2 separate regions of the Homo sapiens genome follow, and region 2 is linked to region 1. Evidence: chromatin contacts called from ENCODE Hi-C or POLR2A ChIA-PET data. All regions are on one chromosome and are shown on one strand. The core of a region is the stretch at or near the end of the contact, and the rest is flanking DNA. Distances in the headings are between cores, read along the strand shown.

Region 1 (6,691 bases), core at 2,145-4,644:
TAGTTTAATCAATAAGCATTTATTAAACATCTACCATGTGCCAGGCACACTTTTGGGGACATAAAGATGAATAACGGAGCTTCCCTGTCTCCAGGGAACTCAGAAATTTAATCAGGCAGAGAAGAGCACCATTAACTGACACAATGAGCTGTATGCTGCAACCTGATCTTTCCACAGGTCTCATCAGTCAACAACAACAACAACAACAACAAACAGTAATCATAGTTGACATTTATTGAACACTTAACTTTTTGACAGGCACCTCAGATGTATTTTGTAATTCAATCCACACAATAGTGCTCTGAGGGTTTTTTTGACAAGAAACTGGGCTTACAGCATTTGAATAACTTGCCTAAGGTTACACAGTGGAGTAAGGGTTCTCATGCCTGTTAAACCTAAAATATTACCTAAAATAATATACCTTGACCACTTGTTGCATTGGCACTGCTACCGTCCCCATCCCTGGCACCTTTGTCTCTCACTGGGCTCTGCAGTAGCCACCTGATAGACTTTCTGGCTGCCTCTTGGCCCTATGGTCCATCTTCCAAAGACTGGAAATCTACTCTTCTTTAGCTCCCAGGGTGGCCTTGTAAGAACATAAGTCAGATCACGTGCTCCCTGCTTGGAATTTTCCAGTGACTTCCCATTACATGCAGAACAGAATCCCAGCCCTTTTCCATGGGTTACAAGGCCCTGCAGAATTTGCCACCTTTCCCTGAACCCTTAAACTTCATCTCCTACTGTTCTCCCCCTAGCTTGTTTACAGTGCTTTAGACCGGGATCAGCACACTTCTCAGCACAGGGCCAGGTAAATATTTTAGGCTCTGCAGGCCATGCAGTCTCCCTTGCAGCTACTCAGCCCTGCTATTCTAGCATGAAAGCACCCATAGATAATAAATAAGCAGACGAGTGTGGCTATGTTCCAATAAAACTTTATTGACATAAACAGGCAGCAGGCTGGATTTGGCCTGTAGACTGGAGTTTGCTGATCCTTGTTGTAGATTTACTCTTTTTTCTTTTCATTCCTCCAATTTGCCAAGGCTTTCCAACCAGAGGGTTCACCTCAGATCTTCCCTGGGCTGCCTCTTCTGGCCACTGCATCCTCACTGTGAATGAGAGATTAACCCGGCTCCTCTATTTAAGTAGTTTGCTCTACTCATCTCCTGCATTATTACCTACTTTATTGTCTTCACAGCCTTTATCACATGAAACCTCTCATTAATGTATTTGCTTACTTGTTTATCAACTGTGTCTCCCTCTGTAAGGTGAACATCCTGTGAGGAGGACACTTTTTGCCTCGCTCACTGTGGTGTTTCTACCAACTAGAGCTGAGCCTATGGCATGAAAAAGGTGCTCAGGAAGTGTGTTCAGTTGAATGGAGAACAAGCCTGACTAACTCTAAAGCTTGTGCTTTCTATGATTTCCCAATATTCCTCTTCTGGAAGAATGAGCTCACACCAATGGTAATTTGAGGAATTTGTCACACTGGATTCATGAGGACCTGGCAAAGCTTCACCACCACGCACTTCTGGTCGACCCCAGGGAATTTCTCCCATGGGCATGTGAATAAGGCTGACGTCTGCCCCATGGTGTCCCGGAGTATTGACCTCTCATGCTGTTTATCACTGCCTTTGCTGACAAAGTCCCATGGCCACTGGGTATCATCACCTCCATCAGGCTTCTGTGTCACTTCTCCTGCATAGTCTGCACTCACTGAGCACCTTGAATGTCTTGAGACACCACCTGTGGGTGTCACAGAGACCACCTGGTGATGCCATTGCCCCTGCTGCCACCTCTATCTGAGCACCACTGCCTCTGTCATGTGCCCAAGCCTTCTGCTGGGACTACCCTTGCTTCCAGCCCCACCACGGTGCCACCACTTCAATGAGCTAAGCTGCTTCTAGTGGATGGTGGAGTTAGATGATCACCCTCTTTCAATTTTCTCTCAAATTAGTGATTCTGAATTAGTGTGGCTTGTGCTCCCAAATTGAATAATTTTAAACTTTTACTTACCACCATCTCTCTTCCTAAATGTAGTACCTGATGCTTACGTGAGGCTCATTGTGTGCCTGGCAGTGTGGGGAGAGATTTACATACATTAACTTGTGCAATGCTCACAACAGACCCATATTATTTTCATCTCCACTGAGGCCAGAGGGGTTAACTGACTCACTCAAGGCAACCAGCAAGCAACAGAACTTAGATCTGAATCCAGGCAACTGGCTTTAGATGCATGCTATTAATCACCCATCTACAAGGACCTAGACATGTGTCTATGGGGCTAGGCTTGGGATAGATGCAAGAAACTGATACCACACTCCAAAGCCCTATTTCACAGTTACCCTGGGGGTAACAAGCCTAGTCAGTTAAGTCTCTCAGTGCCATGTGATTCCTGGGTGCACACCACTGGCTTGCTAGATCTGTGTAATTACATCTGAACTGAGGCTGAAGCAAGGACTGTTCTCCCCAGACTCTTCTTCGAGTAAGGTGCTAAGGTAGACGCTTGAACTGTGTCTTTAACACAAAGGAGTCATGAACTATGTAGGGAAGGAAGTGAAATTTGAACTGCATCCTGAAAGATGACAGTGTTTTTGCCAGAGACTTTAGAAATGGACATAACCAGACCAAGGGGCTAGTGCAACCTATATTCCTTACAAGACAGAGAACAGGCCAAGGCATGGCAAGAGAGAAGGATGAGAAAGTAGAATGGGCTGGAATTTGAAGAGCCTTGATGCTAGGGAATTTGGACTTCATTATCTAGGCAAGAATAGGAGTGGGAAGGAGAGGCATCTAGTAACAGCTTTAACACGTGAAAGCTAGATATCAAAGAGCTCCCTGATATTCTTGTTGAGTGGAGGTTTTGAATCTATGGTTCAAAGGCTACTTGATGTCTCCTTGGTCTCTGGGTGGTCTGTGGACTCCCCTCTTATAATATTGATTGGGACAGGACTCTACCTTCATGGCTGTCATGTGAACTAATGATTGACAATGGCCCTTATCAAAATCAGTTCCATTTTCCTCATTCCTTGTAATAAAGTTTACCCTCTCTACATCTGTTCCCACCGCCTGCCCCAGCAGTAGTGGGAGGTGATTCCTGAGTGTTGTTATATTGGAGTGGCCCCAAGAAGTTCTAGAACTACTGCTCCAGAAGACCTCAGCCATGGAGATAATGTCACACCTGATTGTCTTGAATGGCTTTATCCAGGTTAGCCAGTCTTCTGAGCCCTAGGTCAAACCTCCCAGCCACCTCCCAGCTGGGATGATTACAAATGGACTCACCCTTAGTCTAGTAAGTTGCCTGGCAAGCGTGGTCATCTCTGATGACTTTGGAGACTGTCCAGTTTTCATGTCCACTAATTAGGCAGTTATTCACGCTTCATTTCACTTACTCAAAGGGCTCCCTTCCGATCGGAACACTTGTGAAGTTCTTCTGTGACTTCACGATGTTCCAGATGAAGTACGTCTTCTTCCCTTTTGGAATCAAATGCCCCTCTAGGATTGAGTCTCTTTTACCCAAACCACTTTTGAATCTTGTCAACTTTGTCTGTAAGAAACATTTAGACTTATCTTACTCTTATCAGTACAGAGGTCTTACTTCTTTGGCAAGCATATATAAAACTGTAGGGGAGAGCAGCCCAATCCATCTGTTTTATGTGCCCTCCCTACTTCACCTGCTTCTCCCCTAACCCTTGACCACCCCAGCTTGAGGACTAGAAAGTGAGGGGAGTGGAGAGTGATTCACAAGGTGCAAGGTTAGTGGATCCCACAGGAGAACAGCATATAGTTTCATGAGCCTTGTGAGGAATTAGAAAGAAACAATTAGTCTGAAGAAACATTCATCATTTTTATAACTTGTATCCTGTTTTTCCAGGGTTAATCCAGGCACATCAGTTTTTCTATTCCCATTATGTTCCAAGTTTTTAAAACATGAGACCCTTTTTTTTCAAAGGAAATTTTCAATGATTGCTCTATTAAACAGACAAAAGTGGGGCTGTGGTTGTTGAAGGAGGTGGTGGAGCCTGGGTATCATTCCTCCTAGCGCCCCTTTCCCTCATCCTTTAATACCCCCGCCCCCCATCAAAGGTAGGGCTCTGGGGAAATGAGGGTGGAAACTTCTGTTCTACCCAACCCATTGATTCTGACATTCACTCTGGGAGGTGCAGCTTGTATAAAAAATGATGTAAAGGAACATTTTAAGAATGACCTATTTTGTCTTAATGGTGAATAACTCTAGATTTCCCTGGAAATGGTGTGACTTCTTTAGGATAGTAGAAAGAACACCAAAACACAAAGGTTCTCAGAAACATCCTTCTCGAGAATATTCCTTGTCTTTTTCACTCCCAAAATTACTCTCGTAATGTATTGCATATGCAATACTCTTCCCACCAAATAGGGAAAATGATTCCTTTCTCAGCTCCAATTTTTGCTCTATTTTCAATGGTGGGGGTGGGAGTGGACACCAAATCACACAAAATATCTATCTCACAACCATATACAAGTAAAAGCCAACGTATCACCATTTTTAGCTGAATTCTAACCTTTTTGGGGAACTGGGAATATAAAATTTTGAAGTCACCCATATATTTAAAACTCAGAAGAGAAAACAAAGAACTTTACAGAAAGAAATTCAATAATAAAAATATACTTTACACAGTTATAATCAGTTCAGTTGGTGAAACACAGTTGAGGAGAAAAGAAAGGAAGGAAGGGAGTGAAGGGAAGGGAAGGCAGAGGGAACCTGAGATGTGGAGTGGCGGGAGCTTGGGAGATAGAGTGGCTGGCTGTTCCCGCACCACCGCACCCTTGGTTGTGTCCCTCATTTGTGGGCGATCCTCGCCTGGTGCTCAGCAGCACTCCAGTCCTGCCCTCGTGTGACCTGTGGAGCTGCTAGCGGCAACCCTCGCCATCTCAACTCACCTGAGGCGTTCCTTGACACCTTGGCTTCTTGGGAGGAGCCTTGTCAAAAAATGTCTACATCTTCTCTAGAGTGCCTTCTCCAGATCTGTTCTTTGCATTCAAGGGAAGTCCTTGTGCTGTGGTGCTTTTGGTCTTTTTGAAAAATGTTTTTCATGAATCAAAGGGAAAAGTAAAAATGAGAAATATTTGGTTCTTTTCTGGGGCTTTAATTTTTTTCCAAAAATTTTTTGAGTACTTTTTTTTCCTTTCTTTCTTTTTTTTTTTTTTCCCTTAAGAGCTCAGCTCTTGATGGAGAAGTGATTTTTCTAGGACAGTTTCCTAAACTTTAGTCATCTACATACCTCTTTCATGATCTTTGTTCTATCTGCATACCATCTGGTTTTTTTTCTCAATATTTTCTTTCTATCAATTTAAAATGGAATAATTTAGCCTTATTCTTGGATAAATTCTTATTATTTGATAAAACTGGTGAAATCACAAGTGTGTTATATTTTTTAAAAAACAGATAAATACTGGGGTATGGGCAACTAAAATGATCTTGCCAGTGACAAATCTTCACCATTTGGGAAATATCATTCGAGGAAATGGCCTGCTACTGGCTTATGACTTTGAATACAAACCTAGGGGCTGATACAATTGTCCACTATGCATCAAAGAGGAAAGAAATGGGAAAGCTGAGGGACTAGGAAAGAAGCTATAGAACCCAGCATAATATTTATTAAGACCTTGGAATTCTTTTCAAGATAAATTACATTTATATGCACTTATTATATGTATGTATTAAATTTACATCCCAGTTAAGTGTGATGAAGTTATTCTAAGTCCATTGCCCAAAAGATGATTATCCACAAGGGCACGATGTGGTTTTGTCATTGGTTTCAGCAAGTCATTGTAAGGAGCATTTTCCTGAAGGTGGTGTGGTGGTCTTCTCATTGCTATGTATTTGTTCTTCCTAAAATAAGAAAGATTTCTGCGATTTAAAAAAATCACACTACTTAATAATACTCTCGATTAACTGAGTACCTTTGTAGTTTCTCAGGAAAAATATAAAATTGGGTTGTATTATTACTTTATGTTTTTCTCTTTGGCACGGAGTTTCCTTTTCAGATTCCAGGGTAAATAGAACAAAGGATCAGTTTTTATAATTTATTTTTTTTTTCAAGAGCATCTTCTGGTATCTCATTATTTGGAGATAGCTGTGAAAAGAAAGATCGGGAAAATAGAAAGGCACAGTTCATTGTGTAATTCACAGTCATAGTAATTTTTTTATTTATATGTCTTTTTGGATGCTTTTTTGCTGGGAAAGACAGAATGGAATAATTTTCTCTTTTTCCTCTCTTTTGCAAAACCCATTGATGCAACACAATGCATGTTACATAATAATCACAGATATCATGACTTTGGGGAAGCAGGGTTTCAAGTAAACATGCTGTACGCTGTACAAAGTATTTTATGAAAATTTCACTTTTTGTGTTTGAGGATAATAAAAGGATTCCTTTGCGTCTTAGAAAAGAAATCCTAAAAACAAATGAACAAATGGACTCGGTCCACGGACACCTAGCCAAGACTGTCTCTGAGAAGAATGACATGCCTTCAGCATGAAGTAGCTACAAGAAAAGGACATGTAATTAAGGAGGAAAAAAAAAATCAGAAACTGGAGCCATTAAAGAGACTGTGATATGAGGAAAACATTGTACAGGAGATGTGACCGAAGATCTCAGATCTGAGAACTGAAAGGGAATGAAACTAGTTAAAATTCCACTGCTCATTCGCT
Region 2 (6,691 bases), core at 2,190-4,689, 920 kb after region 1:
ACGGGGGAAACTGCCCCAATGATTCAATTATCTCCACCTGGCCCCACCCTTGACACGTGGAGATTATTACAGTTCAGGGTGAGGGTTGGGTGAGGACACAGCCAAACCATATCAGGTAGTAATTGCCAATTTGGGCCCTGGAGTCAGATTTACGTGGTCAGTACCCCAGTTGCTTCATGTACTAGTTGTGAGATTCTGGGTAAGTGCTCAACTTTTTAAGATTCATTTTTTGTTTGTTTGTTTGAAAAATGGTTTATACACATAAATTGTTAAGAGGTTTGAATGAAATAATGCCTACAAAGTATTTAGCAGATAACCTGGCACCAAAGTAAAGGCTAAATAAATGTTAATTAGTACTATTAAGAGGAGAAGGCTTCTACAGGAACAACTCTTATCCTGGTTTTCAAACAGATGCCCTTAGAAAGAAAACATGATAATTACAAAATTTAGTGAATAAAAGTTTTGCACCTGGTAGTGGATAGCAAGAGCGTAAAACAGCTTCGTTTTCTGGTATATAGAAACCACAATAATCAAGAATAATAAAAGGTATTGTTTATCAACAATAAGCTCCTCTTATTTGTCTTCTGATAGAAACTTTTATATATTCATTCCTAGAGGAATTATAGTTTTACAATTGCACCCCCAAATTGTGTGACCTATTTAGTTTTAGACCCTGCCCAATTGTACTATTATAAAAGGAAATATGAAAAGAATGATAATATCCATCCCTAAAATTATCAGCTCTTTTTGTCTTGGTAAAAAGGAGAAAAAACTTAGGTGTTCCTTAGTTATACTATAGAAATGATGCTGTGAGCCTTCCAAAGCTAGGTCATAAAAGATAATCTTCTGCCTTGTTCTCATGGAATTACTCACCCTGGGGTAAGCCAACTGCCGTGTGGTAAGGACATTTAAGCAGTCCTATGCAGAGGCCAACGTGTCAAGAAATGAAGGCCTCTTTTCTTGAACAGCAGAACTAAGAGGTCCAGCCAACAGCCATGCGAGAGAGCCATCTTGAGAGCAAATTCTCCAGCCTTCTTCAAGCCTTCAGATTACGGCATCCTCAGCCAACACCTTGACTGCAGCCTGATGAGAGACTCTAAGCTAGAACCACCCAGCTAAGCTTCTTCCAGATTCTTGATACTCAGAAACTATAAGATATAAATATTTGTCATTTTTAGCCCCAACACTGATACAATCAAGCATACACTACTATGGAAAAAGAATTATTTAAATATATTCATATAAATTTATAATGGATATGTAAATTTAACTGTTTAACAGTATAAAATATGTGAGATTTCAGAATAATGCATATAGTATGACTCAATTTTTGTTTAAAAAAATCTAAAATTATCATTTGTTTGTACATGTTTGTTTGAGTATGGAGGAAGGTGCCAAATGATTCATATCAGACTGTCACTTCGGTTACCTCAGGAGCATGGGAAAGATTGTAAACTTTTCCTCATCAACCAGTACCTAGTACTAGTAATAGACAACTAATACCTTAGTACTATTTGCATCATATGAAGAAGATGTGCTACTTTTACAATTTTAGAATATATAGTAAACTAAAGAAAAGTGGGGACCAGACGCGGTGACTCACGCCTGTAATCCCAGCACTTTGGGAGGCCGAGGCGGGTGGATCATGAGGTCAGGAGATCGAGACCATCCTGGCTAACATGGTGAAACCCCGTCTCTACTAAAAATACAAAAAATTAGCCAGGCATGGTGGTGGGCACCTGTAGTCCCAGCTACTCGGGAGGCTGAGGCAGGAGAATGGCGTGAACCCGGGAGGCGGAGCTTGCAGTGAGCCAAGATCATGCCAGGGAACTCCAGCCTGGGCAACAGAGCCAGACTCCCCATATCAAAAAAAAAAAAAGGGGGGGCAGGGGAGGATAAACATTACATTTTGATAATAAAATTTTAATTTTGTTCTTTCCACATCTCTTTAAATTTTGCAGTGGCCATAGATAAATTAGATACTTTAGTTTAAAAAATGTTTAATTAACTTCTGAAAATGGAAAGTAAACCATAAATGAACCTTTAGGATATAGATAAGGAACCGTTGTTCTCAACAGGACTTTACTCACCAATCTGATCATGAGGTTTGTTCAGAGGGCTGTTTAAAATGTGAAAAACACATGCTTTCCATCAGAGTGCAGAGCATCTTTAGTCTATGAAATAATAAATATTTAAAGCATTCTTTATATTTGGGCAGGGCTTGATGGGAAAGATGGTCAAATGCTATCCCTGAGAACTTCAGTCACAGAAAGGTAAAAAAGACTCAGGCAATTATCCAACGAGTTCCTGGTTAAACTGGGAAGAGGGCTCAGCTCTCCAGTTCTGATCTGGTCAGCTGACATCTTATTTCTGAAATGCAAACTGGTAGAACTGAAAGAAATGTCTGTATATTGTACACACATCTGAGATAAAATGAACAAATATACACCAAATTTCATTGTCTAGTCCCTTTATATCAGTATTTTTTTTTTGAATCGTGGTGGGACAAAGTGCAAAAGATCTTGTGAGCATCATTTTAACAATGGGCTAATGAGCGAGAGTTTTGCTGAACTTCCACTGGCAAACTGTAGAATTCCCTAGAAAACCACATGACAGGACTTAGTCATCCCGTGTTTCTATATTCTCTTTGCCCTGGCAAAATTAGATTCCTCAAGTCAACTTGATGCACCAAACAGAACTTTAAAGACATAAGCATCTCTGCACTTTTTAAATGAAAAATGTTTTGAGGAAGGTGAAAGGAAAGAATCATTGACCTTGATCATTTCTGAGCCAAGATGTCTGATTCCCAGCAAAAGCTGTTCAAGTGAGAGGAAATGTATGAAGAAAAGGAAATACATACTTCCTAATTCTACTGTAAAGTTTGTCTCTAAGTATCATGTCCCTAACAGATAAATACACCTTTAATGAAATTTTTTAATTCATTTTTTTTTTCTAAAGAGACAGAAAAAAGATCTGCTTTATTTTTCCCGTTTAAAGCTTTCACCATTGGGACGAATTCAAACTTATATTCTTCTTAGGATTCAATTGGCAATGTCTGATATGCTTTAGTTGACAAATCACTTCCATCTTTGTGATCTGTTTAATTCTCACAAAAACCTTTTAAGTTTGTTATCACCCTCTTTAACGGACGCAACAGCTAAAGTGCAAAGAAACTGAGTGATTAATTCATAGCCACTCGGTGGCATAAGCCAGATTCAAAGTTAGGTCCTCTTTCTCTAAATTCTACATACTTTCTTCTCCTCTGCATTTGCCTCTCATGCTACTGTCTCTTTTACAGCCTTTGAATGCTTCACAAATATATCTCAGCCCCACTTCATCTCTGAGCACCAGCCCGAAAGCCTAAAATGAAAAAGCAAACATGTCAGAATTAGAGATTCAAGTAAATGTTGAGCGATAGCACCAATTATTGGCAGCCCGCCCACACCTTTGAAATGCGAGCGATTCTTCAGTCTACACCCATGCCTCAGACAGGGGCTCTCGGGAAACTGGTGACTCATTCCATAATGAGTCTGGACAAATAGAAAGGCCCAGGAGGCACTTGCATATAATAATCAGGAGATATTGACTTCTTTTGAGGTCAAGAGCAAGATTTATTAACCTAAGAGATAAATATTGACTGAAATTTTGGATAGTTTCTCTTTTTCTTCTCAGAAACCTGGTAAATTACTCAGACTGCCACTCAGACACTTGGAAACAGAATTTTCCTCCAGTTTTATGTCCGTCTTTAGTTATAGACCTCCTAAGGGAGGAAAATCTTTGTACTATATTTTAGAGAGATATTTAAAATCCTGCTAATTATTGCTTCATTTTTATCTATTCTAAGACTCGCTGGCCAGAAGCCTTTTATTAAACAGTAACAGGTTTTCACGTCCTTGGGGCTTTTTTTCTATGGTCTTCAGTGTCTGGCTGTGAGTCCAAATTTCAATTCATCTCATGTGATAGCCTCTATTCTTTTCCTCTCTAGTTTTCTCTCATCCTTAAGAAATAGTTTGCCTCCCATGGAAACCCCTCCCAGGCCTTCAAATTGTGCAAGTGGGCCTTAGGAAAGTTGTGTTCCAAAAGCCCCTCATTGTGACACACTTATCACTAAGTCATAGCAAACCCTTTTTTCTTCTGATAAGTTACACACAGATGCCCCAGTCCAGAGGGTCTGTTCAAGTATCCAGGGGCCTCCCTGTCCCTTTGCCCTGTGGCTTGAAATGGTTTGAGTTTGTCTTCAGATGTTGGTCAGATTTATTTTCTTCTTTTTCTTGACGACACGGAACAATCACCCGAGATAACCTGCTTTCTTTTCAGACCTTTTTCCTTGATATTTCTTTTCTTGGAGTCATCTCCTTTCAGTAAAGTTGAAGGTATATCCTCACATTATATTAAAAGCTTCAAAACTGTAAATCTGCGAGGCTTCAAGAATGTACTCTCTTCATTTAAACGTACTCCTTTCTGATCAGAAAGATCAATAACTTCCACAGCATGTTTTTGCTAAGAATGAGTATGTTTAAGGCTCTTATCTCCTTGACTCGAATAAATTACTAAAAGTACTCATTCTAGTTACTTTGAAATACCATAGAAACATTTGTGGCATTAACACAGTGTATTACAGCTTTTGAAGTTTTATTACTTTTCGGTTCTTTTTTATTATATATTTAAACTGTAATCCCCTTTCTTTTCTTGAGATGATTGTGTTTGCCAAAGACCTGTATGGAAGAAGTTTGCCTTTCTTTAGAAGCATTTTCCTCCCACAGACTCATTCCTTCTGAGGTTGTTATGAATTTTTAATCACAGAAGATGTTACTACTATTATTTTCTAATTCTGAGAGTCACCCCTATGCTTTGACACCACTGGAGCACCTGCAAGGCACCAAATCCAGCATGCTGCCTAGGTAGCAGGTGGGAGGTCTTGATAGAAATGCTTAATTGAGATTTGACCATGACCCACTTTCTAGTGATAAGCAATATTTGAGTATGTGACAACTATACAGTGTCCTAAGATAGGCTGTAGGTTGCTTTTAGCTGGTATTTGCATAGCACTCCTTCTGGCTTTAATACATTACATTGTGCTTTTAGCCACCAAGGAAATGGGAGGGTACTGGCCATCAGCAGTGATGTGCTTAATGTGTCGTGCACAACTTGTGAATAGAGAATGACCCTGAGAATGAAAAGAGGCTGAATCTTAGCGATAAATTCACATAGGAATTTTTGCCTCAGAAATGAACTGGAGATAATCAACAGCAAGAAAGTCCTTGAAATTCAAGAGATCTAAAGAAGCTGAAAATTAATCAGCTGCCACAAGGTGGCGAAATCACATTGATGTCCTTCTTACTGCTCTATTTCCTCATAGAAACCTTTTAATGTCAACTATCTGAGGACAAAGGTGTCATTTCTACATTTAAATAAAAACCACTTATCACCAAGATTTACAAACCATTTCAGTGCATTCAGACAGCTTTCTGGGTATACTGGATAGTGTGTGAATAAGTAAGGTGACACTGCCAAATATAAAAAGCTAAAAGTACATTTTGTTTTCTCATAGCTACGTGTGAGAACCTGTGTTCTCCCCATATTTGATGTCCATTTGCTAAAGATTAAGAACAGAAAGAATTTAGGATATATTTTAGAGCATGTTGCAGAAATTCTGTGAAGTGCAGTTTGCTTTAGCTATAAGGTGGGTACATGAACAAAGATGCACATGCTTTTGTAAACATTTCAAGTGCCATCACAGAGAAAAAGGGCAGTGTCAGGATGCAGTGGCCCTGTATCCTGGGCTGCTGCTCACCAAAGCATGAACTCTGCTCTTATTGGTGTTTTCAAATCCCAACACATCCTTTTATATTTTTAGGGATTTTATTGAACACCAGCTGCCTCTTATTTTAACATATTTGATAACAATACTTCAAACTACTGTTGTGGTGATAAAATGAGTGAATTCATATAAACATAGCTGCTACTAGCCAGAAGCACATTTGGAGATTAGACAAAGATGCCTCTCAGGGTGCACACCTCCCTTCTCTAGGAGACAGAACATGGCAAGCAAAGCTTCCGCTAGATCTCAGCTCACGTGACCCTTTCCTGGCCATCCTGTTGCAGGGATCACTCTGTGCAATCGTATGTCCAGGGTCTGCATGTAAAGTACTTAAAATAATGCCTGGCACAAAGAAGATGAACCCTCTAAAAATCATCATCATCTTCATCATCATCATCATCATCACCAGCACATCCCTAGTGGCCTTGTCATTGTAGCCTTACTATGTCTAGTTTATTCTACAGGTGTGTGAGAAATATATCTATAGATATGGTAGCAGGGAGATACAATGCAGATTAAATAACTTTATAAACAAATATGCTGACCTGATGGTGAAAAGCACAATAAAAAATTATGAGTCAGAGTGGTGTGAAATCAAGACCGTAAAAAAAATAGAGAAGGTGTAAAGGGTAAGACCTTTTTACAATGGTAGATCCCCAGCCAACCCCCATTGTAACCCTCCCTTCCACCCTATCCCTACCTAGCCCAAGGCTTACTACAACTGGTACTAGGACTCAGCTACACATTTAAAGTAGGTCTTTTGCTTTATTTAGTGCTTTTTCAGACACCATTTCTGGGACCCAGTAGTACCACATGACTTCCTGGGTGATCACCTTTCTGCAGGGCCTCATGTCATCTCACCCAGACATC

The links. A loop is a pair of places that touch in the nucleus more often than their neighbours do. ChIA-PET counts read pairs that join two places held with the same protein, here RNA polymerase II (POLR2A). Pooled maps may share reads with other maps.
Region 2: a loop to region 1 is called in a map of prostate gland, with 3 times the contacts of the local background. The contact joins the enhancer-like site here to the promoter of LINC01760 in region 1. A Hi-C loop is called at or near these places in 5 of 168 maps with a recorded cell type or tissue (Calu3, K562, MCF 10A and 2 more) and 9 of 50 pooled maps. POLR2A ChIA-PET finds 5 or more read pairs at or near these places in 1 of 52 experiments (HEK293).

The regions. Positions count from the first base shown.
Region 1 is chr1:95,314,869-95,321,559 of GRCh38, forward strand. LINC01760 (long intergenic non-protein coding RNA 1760) reads right to left here and starts at 3,395. Exons shown (of 2, transcript NR_135588.1): 1 at 3,280-3,395. LOC105378864 (a long non-coding RNA gene) reads right to left here and starts at 3,115. Exons shown (of 3, transcript XR_947612.3): 1 at 3,043-3,115; 2 at 2,014-2,069; 3 at 920-1,106. LOC105379825 (a long non-coding RNA gene) reads left to right here and starts at 3,479. Exons shown (of 2, transcript XR_001737799.2): 1 at 3,479-3,546; 2 at 6,426-6,691.
Region 2 is chr1:96,231,028-96,237,718 of GRCh38, forward strand. No RefSeq gene overlaps it. Among named protein-coding and RNA genes, the nearest start is that of LINC01787, 140 kb to the right of the region's middle. Within about 2 kb of position 3,440, at least 2 of the 41 ENCODE cell types and tissues checked have a DNase peak (open chromatin) inside an H3K27ac peak, as active enhancers do.